Linked DNA regions of Homo sapiens: regions 1 and 3 are each linked to region 2. A link is a loop called in an ENCODE intact Hi-C map of the cell type or tissue named here. Cell type or tissue: GM12878. All regions are shown on one strand. Region 1 has its middle 110 kb from the start of FKBP1C. Region 2 has its middle 240 kb from the start of FKBP1C. Region 3 has its middle 450 kb from the start of FKBP1C.

Region 1 (2,500 bases), 120 kb before region 2:
CCTGCTAAGGGCCTTTCATTAAGAAAATTTTCAGAAGAAGGGAAGCAATACCACTTTCTAACTTGTCTGAGGACTGGTGCTGATTGAAGAACACATTTGATTTTAGCTAATGGGTTGTTTTCTTTTAGCTTACTTGGACAAAATTTGAACTTACATCATTAATGCTGACAATACTTGCAGGTTCTTCAGAAACTGCATCTGTGTTCAGCACTATATTTCAGAGAAAGTAACAATGGGGACACTGCAAATAAGTAGAACAATACCCATAATGTCAGGATAAAGTTCTTCTTTTGTAACTGAGTGAATTGATAAAAAGGATTGAGAGTAGACTAGCTTTGCTCTCAGGAGGGCTGTTAGGAAAGCTATGCAATGAAATTGAGGACAGTAAAAGGACCCTGTCATGCCATTTGTAAAATTCTTTATAGCAGCACTTGAAATTAAATGCATTCTTTATAGCTATGCTTAGATTGTAGTTTTATTCAAGTACTTATTTTGAGATCTTTGGGGAAGAGTGTTCTTACAGGCATAGAGAAAGTTGTAAAAGTGAGGTAAAAGTAGAAATAAATAAAAGGTAGCACTTAAATTGTATTTCTCCAGTTTAGGATGCTCCAACAGAGACAATATAAACCAATAATTAATAATTTGTCAGTTAGAAAACTATTTCCTTTATGTGTAGAGTCAAACTCTCTTTTCATCTCAGAAGGAAAACAAAGATGAGCATGCTCAAATTCTGACTATTGAAGGAAACCACCTGCATGTAAAATATATTTCAGTGGTTTTCAACTCTGACCACAAGAACTTTATCACTTACTGAAAAATTATAATACAGTATGAATCATAACGAACAGGTTAGGTAGTTTTTATTATTTTAATCCAAATGGCCATGTAATAAAATAAAAGTTCTAAACCCTGCTTTGGGCTGAATTTAGCTTTCTTTTTAGATAAACATTTATGGTGCCTCAGGGGAATCTCTCTCATCACACCTCCTATTATTTTATAGTTTCCTAAGCTTTGGGTAATACCTAAGTCAAATATAATCGACCTACCAATGAACCCACCATACGAACAAACTGACCAACATGCAAACATAATTTGGTACTGAACTCTTTTTCCATGAAGAGTAAAAAATAAATTTCTTTTAGATATCTGAAGGAACTATAAATTTCTCATCTCATAAACCTAAATTATGTAATATGAAATAATATAAAAGAAGGGAATATTATAGAAAAAATTAACTTTAAATAAAAAAATGAATATTACCCTAAAATATTTGGTCAATAGTACTAGGAAGGATCAAACTTTTTGTTACTGATATGTATGTATGTACTGATACGTATGATCAGCTGTAATGGATCACATGCTCTAACTTTTTGGTTTGTTCTTTGTAGTAGTCAGTAATGCTGTCTAAAAAATATTTGCCTTTCTGGTTTCTGAGATCAGTGGAATGGCAGTCTCCAGCTCTTTGAAATTAATTGTGGCCTTGTGACTTGCTTTGGTCAATGAAGCATAAGAAGTTATATGGGTCACTTCTCTTTCTCTCTCTCTCTTTCTTTTCTCTTTTTAGAAAGAAACAGGGTCTTGCTCTTTTGTAAGACTGGAGTATAATGGTGTAATCATAGCCCACTGAAACCAAGAACTCCTGGACTTAAGCAATCTTTCTGCCTCAGCCTCCTGAGTAGCTGGGACTACAGGCATGCATCACCATGCCCATCTAATTTATTTTTGTTTTTATTTTTTATAGAGACAGTCTTGATATGTTGCCCAGGCTGGTCTTAAACTCCTGGCCTCAAGTGATTCTCCCACCTTGGCCTCCCAAAGTGCTGAGATTACAAGTGTGATCCACCATGCCTGGCCCATATGGGTCAATTCTGGAAGAAGGTTTTAAGAGCTGGTGTGTGACTTGCTTCTGCCTTTCTTCCTGGTGTGTTGACTTCAGGCAATGGTTGACTGTCTTAGCCTCGTTCCCAGGATGAGGAGGACATGGTGCAGAGCCACAGCTATCTCAAGATGGATAAGGAGTGAGAATGAGAAATACATTTTTGTTTAAAGCTACTGAGAGTGGGGTGTTGTGTTACTGAGCCTTTATTGATGGAGTCCCATCTCATGTACTGTCTATGGAAGAATCCACATAGACAGACAACTTATATCAATTCTTGTGCTCAGAGTCTAAAAGAGGACACAAATAGAAAAAAAGGCAAAAGAGCAAGGGAAAAGTGGAGGTGAGTTATGGTTACATAAGGGGAAGAGAAAGAAGAACATTTAGAGGGAAGAGAAAGACTAGAATATATTTTGATTATTTTACATTCAAATAATTATTCTCTTGGGTATTTGTTTTTTACTTGTAAAGATTAAGTTATAAAAAATAACTTAGAAAAGCATAAAACTTTAAGTATATTCCTCTGTTAATTTTGTACACACATAGGATGACTGGAGAGTAAAAGAACCTATAAAATTTTATGTTCCAGCGTGAAATAACTGATTGTGGTCTTCATTGCTTCTG
Region 2 (2,500 bases):
TTAGGCTTTCATATTTTAAGAGGTGATTTTCAATATCATGTGTAAAAAATTTATCCAGACATTTGTTAAGTGATACCACTTGATATATGATTAATTTTGAATGGAAGTAACTTTATTTTTTGTCTATGAGGTTGATATCAACCCTTTTATTAGTGAAAAATTCTGATGAGTATATTAGTCTAATTTATTATACTTCGCAAACAACTGACTTAGCAAATAACTGGAAAGCTCAATTATTTGCTCTTCCCATTTCATCTAATTATGTATTGCCAATAAATTTAATAAAAACTCTTCATTTAATAAGCTTTCTCATAATTAAACACACATTAAATTTTTACTCAATTTTCTTTCCATTGCCCAGTCTATTAGTTTGGTAAGACCTGCCGTAACAGTGCCACAGACTGGGCGTGGTTTAAACACAACAAATTTATTTTCTCACAATTCTGGAGTCTAGAAGTCTGAGATCAAGGTGTCTGCAGGTTTGGTTTCTCCTGAGGCCTTTCTTGCCACAAAGATGCCTGTCTTCTCCCTGTTTCACATGGTCTTTTCTCCACGTGTCTGTGCCCTAATCTCCTTCTTACAAGAACATGGTCATATTGGGTTAGGGTCCACCCTAATAACTGCATTTTAACTTCATTGCCTCTTTAAAGATCTTATCTCCAAATGAAGTTATATTCTGAGGTTCTGAGAGTTGGGATGTCAACATTTGAATTTGGGAGGGGGGCATAATTAAGCCCACAATACCTAGGCAATTTTAATCACCTCATTGATCAGTTTAGGTTCTATTTTCTGACTCCTTCTTTTCCTTCTTTCTCTCCATCTGTCTCCTTCTTCTTTTCTTTTTTATTCTTTGTACTATAAATTGTCTTCAATTTTTATGCTTCCTTTTTAGTAACTGGAAATGGATGTTAGGTAAGATAATTTAAGGCCTGGTGATGAGGGCTGTGCTACACAAATTACAAGAACATATATTTCTTCACGAATGGTACTGTGCTTGCTGAGGTCTCAGTAAAGGGTAAAAATGTGTCAAAGCATATAATCAAACCTCCAAAAACCATTTTCTTTTTCCTAAGAGGAATGATAAATTACCTGTTCATAATTTAAAGGTAAATTTATACCAAGCCTTGCTACAAAGTTTCCAAAGGTGATGTGGGAATGAACGGCTTGACTTTGGCTGAATGTGAAACTTGTGAGTAATATAGTAAGGTGTGCTTGTGGTGGACATAAAATGACTTATGTCTGTTCTTGGCAAATAAGCATTTCCTGTGCTTGGTGCTTTATTTCACCTTCAAAATAAAGTTCTTGAAAATATAGCTATATTATGCCACTAAATGATAACTTGGACTGAGTTTGCCAGATGACATTATTAAAAGCTTAAAGTCAGTTAACTCTGTATGAATGATCTGCAAGGTAATGCATATTAGATGAACTTATTGTTTATATATACATTGAAATTCATCATAAGAATACTGCTGACAGTTATTCTCCCATAATGAAAAATTACCTTTAAGACAATAGGAAGCCCTTGTAATTCTCCTATTTTATTGAAATGTAAGAGAACAACTTTTGATGTACATGTTTTGCATTTTGAACAAATGTGTTCACATGTTTAAACATTTCTTTCTTGGAGAGGATTTCTGACTTGTTTTTCTAACTTTATTGTAATTTCTTTTTTTCTTCTTTTTTTTCTCTTTTTTATCACAAAAATTTGTATTTCTTTCCTCTGATTCTTGCAGTATCAAAACTAAAATATTGTGTTCTGTATATTCTCTGATATTAACACCTTAGTAATAAGCAGGCAGTATATTTGAAAAGGTAATATTTCAAAAGAGTTTGTAACTTTTTGAAAGAATTATAGTTTATTTGGTACCATATGGTCTCTGGAGTCATTGTTTACAAATATTTTTATGTTTGATTTTATTTTTATTTTTTAAAGTTTTGTTTTAATTTAATTGGCAATTTAATAATTGTAAATATTTATAGGATATGATGTGATGTTTCAATGCATGGATACATTTTGTAATGATCAAATATTTTAAAAAGCAGAACTCATGTAACTCCAAAATGTAAAATAATAAAAAGGCATTTGCTATTGGTGAAGCAGGATAGGAGGTCCTTTTGATGCCAGAGAAGCTCTGATAAACCTTGGGCTTCGGTGACATGAGTTTTAGGCCATTAGTCTGAGTGTCACATGCCCCAGAATATTTTTTCTCAGGATTCCTTGCAGTACTTGCTTTATGGAAGACCTAATCTCTTGCTAGGATTCTTACATAAAATTATGCATAATACTGATGCATATAAAATACAAATAATAAACATAACAAATAAATGTTACATATTATACCTAAAAGTCTCACCAAATATTGATGTTACTGGATGAAAATTCACAGGTGCACAGGAAAAAACCAAAGCCAAGGTGAAGAATTTTTTGGTTAGGTGTGGCATCAGAACACCCATTGTGTCCCTGTTCTGATGAAACTGCCTGTTTTCCACCTAACTT
Region 3 (2,500 bases), 210 kb after region 2:
GCAGGGAGTTTCACAATATTCTTCTATACAATGTATGGAATCTATGAATAACATCAGTTTCTAAGTCATGAGTTGATTTTTAACTACTGGGTTTAGGCCAGGCAGCCCCAGGTCTTGTTTCGGCCCTGGCGCTGGGCTGCCTGTCTTTGGTTTTACTTCCTTGTTGTTTTTTCCTTAAAACAGATACTGAGTATAAAACAATATAAAACAGTATGAGAGGGTCTTTCTCTTCCTTCAGTTTTAATATTCTTGATTTATAATGTATCTGTTCTTTGGATTCTGCTTTGACTTGATTGTAACATCTTACTAGTTCACTTACTATTAAGTTAAATACAAATTTTTTAACAGAAGTTCATTTATCACATGTATTAGGTTGGTGCAAACATAATTGCGGTTTTGCCACTACTTTTAAAAAGTTCAAAATTTTTTGCCATTACTCTTAATGGGAAAAACCTCAATTTCTTTTGCACTAACCTAATATATGACAATCATGATTTACTCATCTAATGAAAATTTTCTTTTAATAGTATTCTTATTTTCTAAATATTAGCTTTTCAGATTTTCTTTTGGTGACCAAAGGAGAGGTTAGTAGTGTGAGAATTTGTTATTTCAGTTCTAACCTCATGCTTTATTATTACTAAGGAGATACTGCTTTGGATTTATCAGTTGACAATGTCTTTAATGTTCAAAATGTAAAGTAATGGATTAGCACTATTTTTATCAGGATATATTCACATGTATGGAAACAAGTGGGTTTCACAGTACAGAGATTTCATATCTTATTTCTTAAAGCCAGGATACATCTTTCAACTAGACAATTCACTGTGGTCCTCAATCTCTCTTCCACTCTGTCTGATTTTTCTAGTGTTATTATACTTTTAAACTAGCTGATAAGACCACTGAGTTAAATCCATCTACATACTATCAAACCACCTGATTGTCCTCTAACACTTTACCTACTGGGGTAGGATAGTATTATCCTTGCCAGTTTTGTCCTTTATCCTTTATTAATGAGGACAAAGCTCTGATTTTTTTATCTTGCCCAAATTCCTATTTAAGGAGTCTGGGGAGCCATGCCCTACAAACCATAAATTCTCATCTGATGGGCTTTACTTGACCCTATATATCGTGACTTACTTTCCAATCTGACTCTGGCATAACATTATGAGACGAGGAAAGAAATCAAAATATTTAACCCCCAAACATGTTTCTATATCTTGAAATGGCCCTGCAAAGCCATCCTTTGTGGGGGAAAAATCTGCATCTGTAAAGACTCTATTAACATAGCTAGATTTTTTTCTTCCAGGCCCTCCCAATCTTGAAGAGATTAACTAAACATCTAGCACCTTTTAACTATCTGAAGAGGAAACATTTGCCATCTATTGTTTCTAAGGGTAGCCACTATAAGACTTTAAAGGAACCTTGGTCTCCACTATCTTTTATCTTAACCTGAACATTTCTTTCTATAGATCCCAGGTCTTTAGACAAACTCAACCCATTGTCAACCAGAAAATGTTTAAATTTACTTATAGCCTGGGAGTCCCCCACCCCCACTACGCACCCCCTTCCCCGCCCGGCCCACTTTGAGTTGTCTTGCCTTTCTGAACCAAACAATGTATTTCTTAAATGTATTTGATTGATGTCTCATGTCTCCCTAAAATATATAAAACCAAGCTGTACTCCTACCTCCTTGGGCACATGTTCTCGGGACCTCCTGAGGGCTGTGTCACAGGCCATGGTCACTCATATTTGGCTCAGAATAAATCTCTTAAAATACTATACAGAGTTTGACTCTTTTCATTGACACTGAAAATCACATAATATTTAAAGCAACTCCTAGAGACATTCATATTTTTCTAAAATATTCAAAATACATATTTACATTTAAATATGGCAATTATAGGTTTTCACTTTACTGTATGCTGTACGTAGAGTTAATCAGTTTTATAGTTACATTTGAGGAAGGGGGAATTCATATTTTGGTAATATGCCTTCTGTGCTGATTTCATTATAAAATTAATTTTGTCATAATGTCAGCAGAGTTACCAAAAAAAACTGGAAAGGTGATTTGAAATAAAAGAGAAAAAAAAAGAAAGAAAAGGAAGAAGAAGAAAAGTAAACACTCTGCAGTTCCATGAATAAATGAAGACAGATCCTCTCATCATTTTAAATCCAGAGGGGATTTCCTTCTGGTAATTTACAACTGCATCAAAGAATTGGTTGTTATTTTAAAAATTACCTTAGGCAGGGAAAGAAAATACCTTAAATTAACATCATTAGAATTGCTATAATAATAGAGCATTTTAGAGAAATCTTTATTAATTTATAATAAATAAGACATTACTCACTTGTGATCTGCAGAATCAAACATTGATTTCTGATTTAAAAATGTTATTTTGTTGTTTCATTTCAAAACTGCTAAAGAAAGAAAGGAGAACAGAAGTATATTCAGAAATATATTCTGAATGTTGTATTATTGATTCAGTTCATAGACAGTCTT

The links. Peaks named below come from ENCODE experiments on the same cell type or tissue, not always from the same donor. Only the 100,000 strongest peaks of a DNase experiment are listed, where the experiment ranks them.
Region 1: it touches region 2 in a loop (2.4-fold over the local background); 1 of 110 quality-filtered maps calls a loop at or near these places.
Region 3: a loop joins it to region 2, with 2.0 times the contacts of the local background. A loop is called at or near these places in 1 of 110 quality-filtered maps.

Annotation. Positions count from the first base shown.
Region 1 is chr6:63,095,670-63,098,169 of GRCh38, reverse strand. No RefSeq gene overlaps it. Among named protein-coding and RNA genes, the nearest start is that of FKBP1C, 110 kb to the left of the region's middle. In GM12878, no CTCF peak of the experiment used is centred here; a DNase peak (open chromatin) is centred at 1,489.
Region 2 is chr6:62,973,338-62,975,837 of GRCh38, reverse strand. No RefSeq gene overlaps it. Among named protein-coding and RNA genes, the nearest start is that of FKBP1C, 240 kb to the left of the region's middle. In GM12878, no CTCF peak of the experiment used is centred here; a DNase peak (open chromatin) is centred at 1,161.
Region 3 is chr6:62,763,923-62,766,422 of GRCh38, reverse strand. No RefSeq gene overlaps it. Among named protein-coding and RNA genes, the nearest start is that of FKBP1C, 450 kb to the left of the region's middle. In GM12878, no CTCF peak of the experiment used is centred here; no DNase peak of the experiment used is centred here.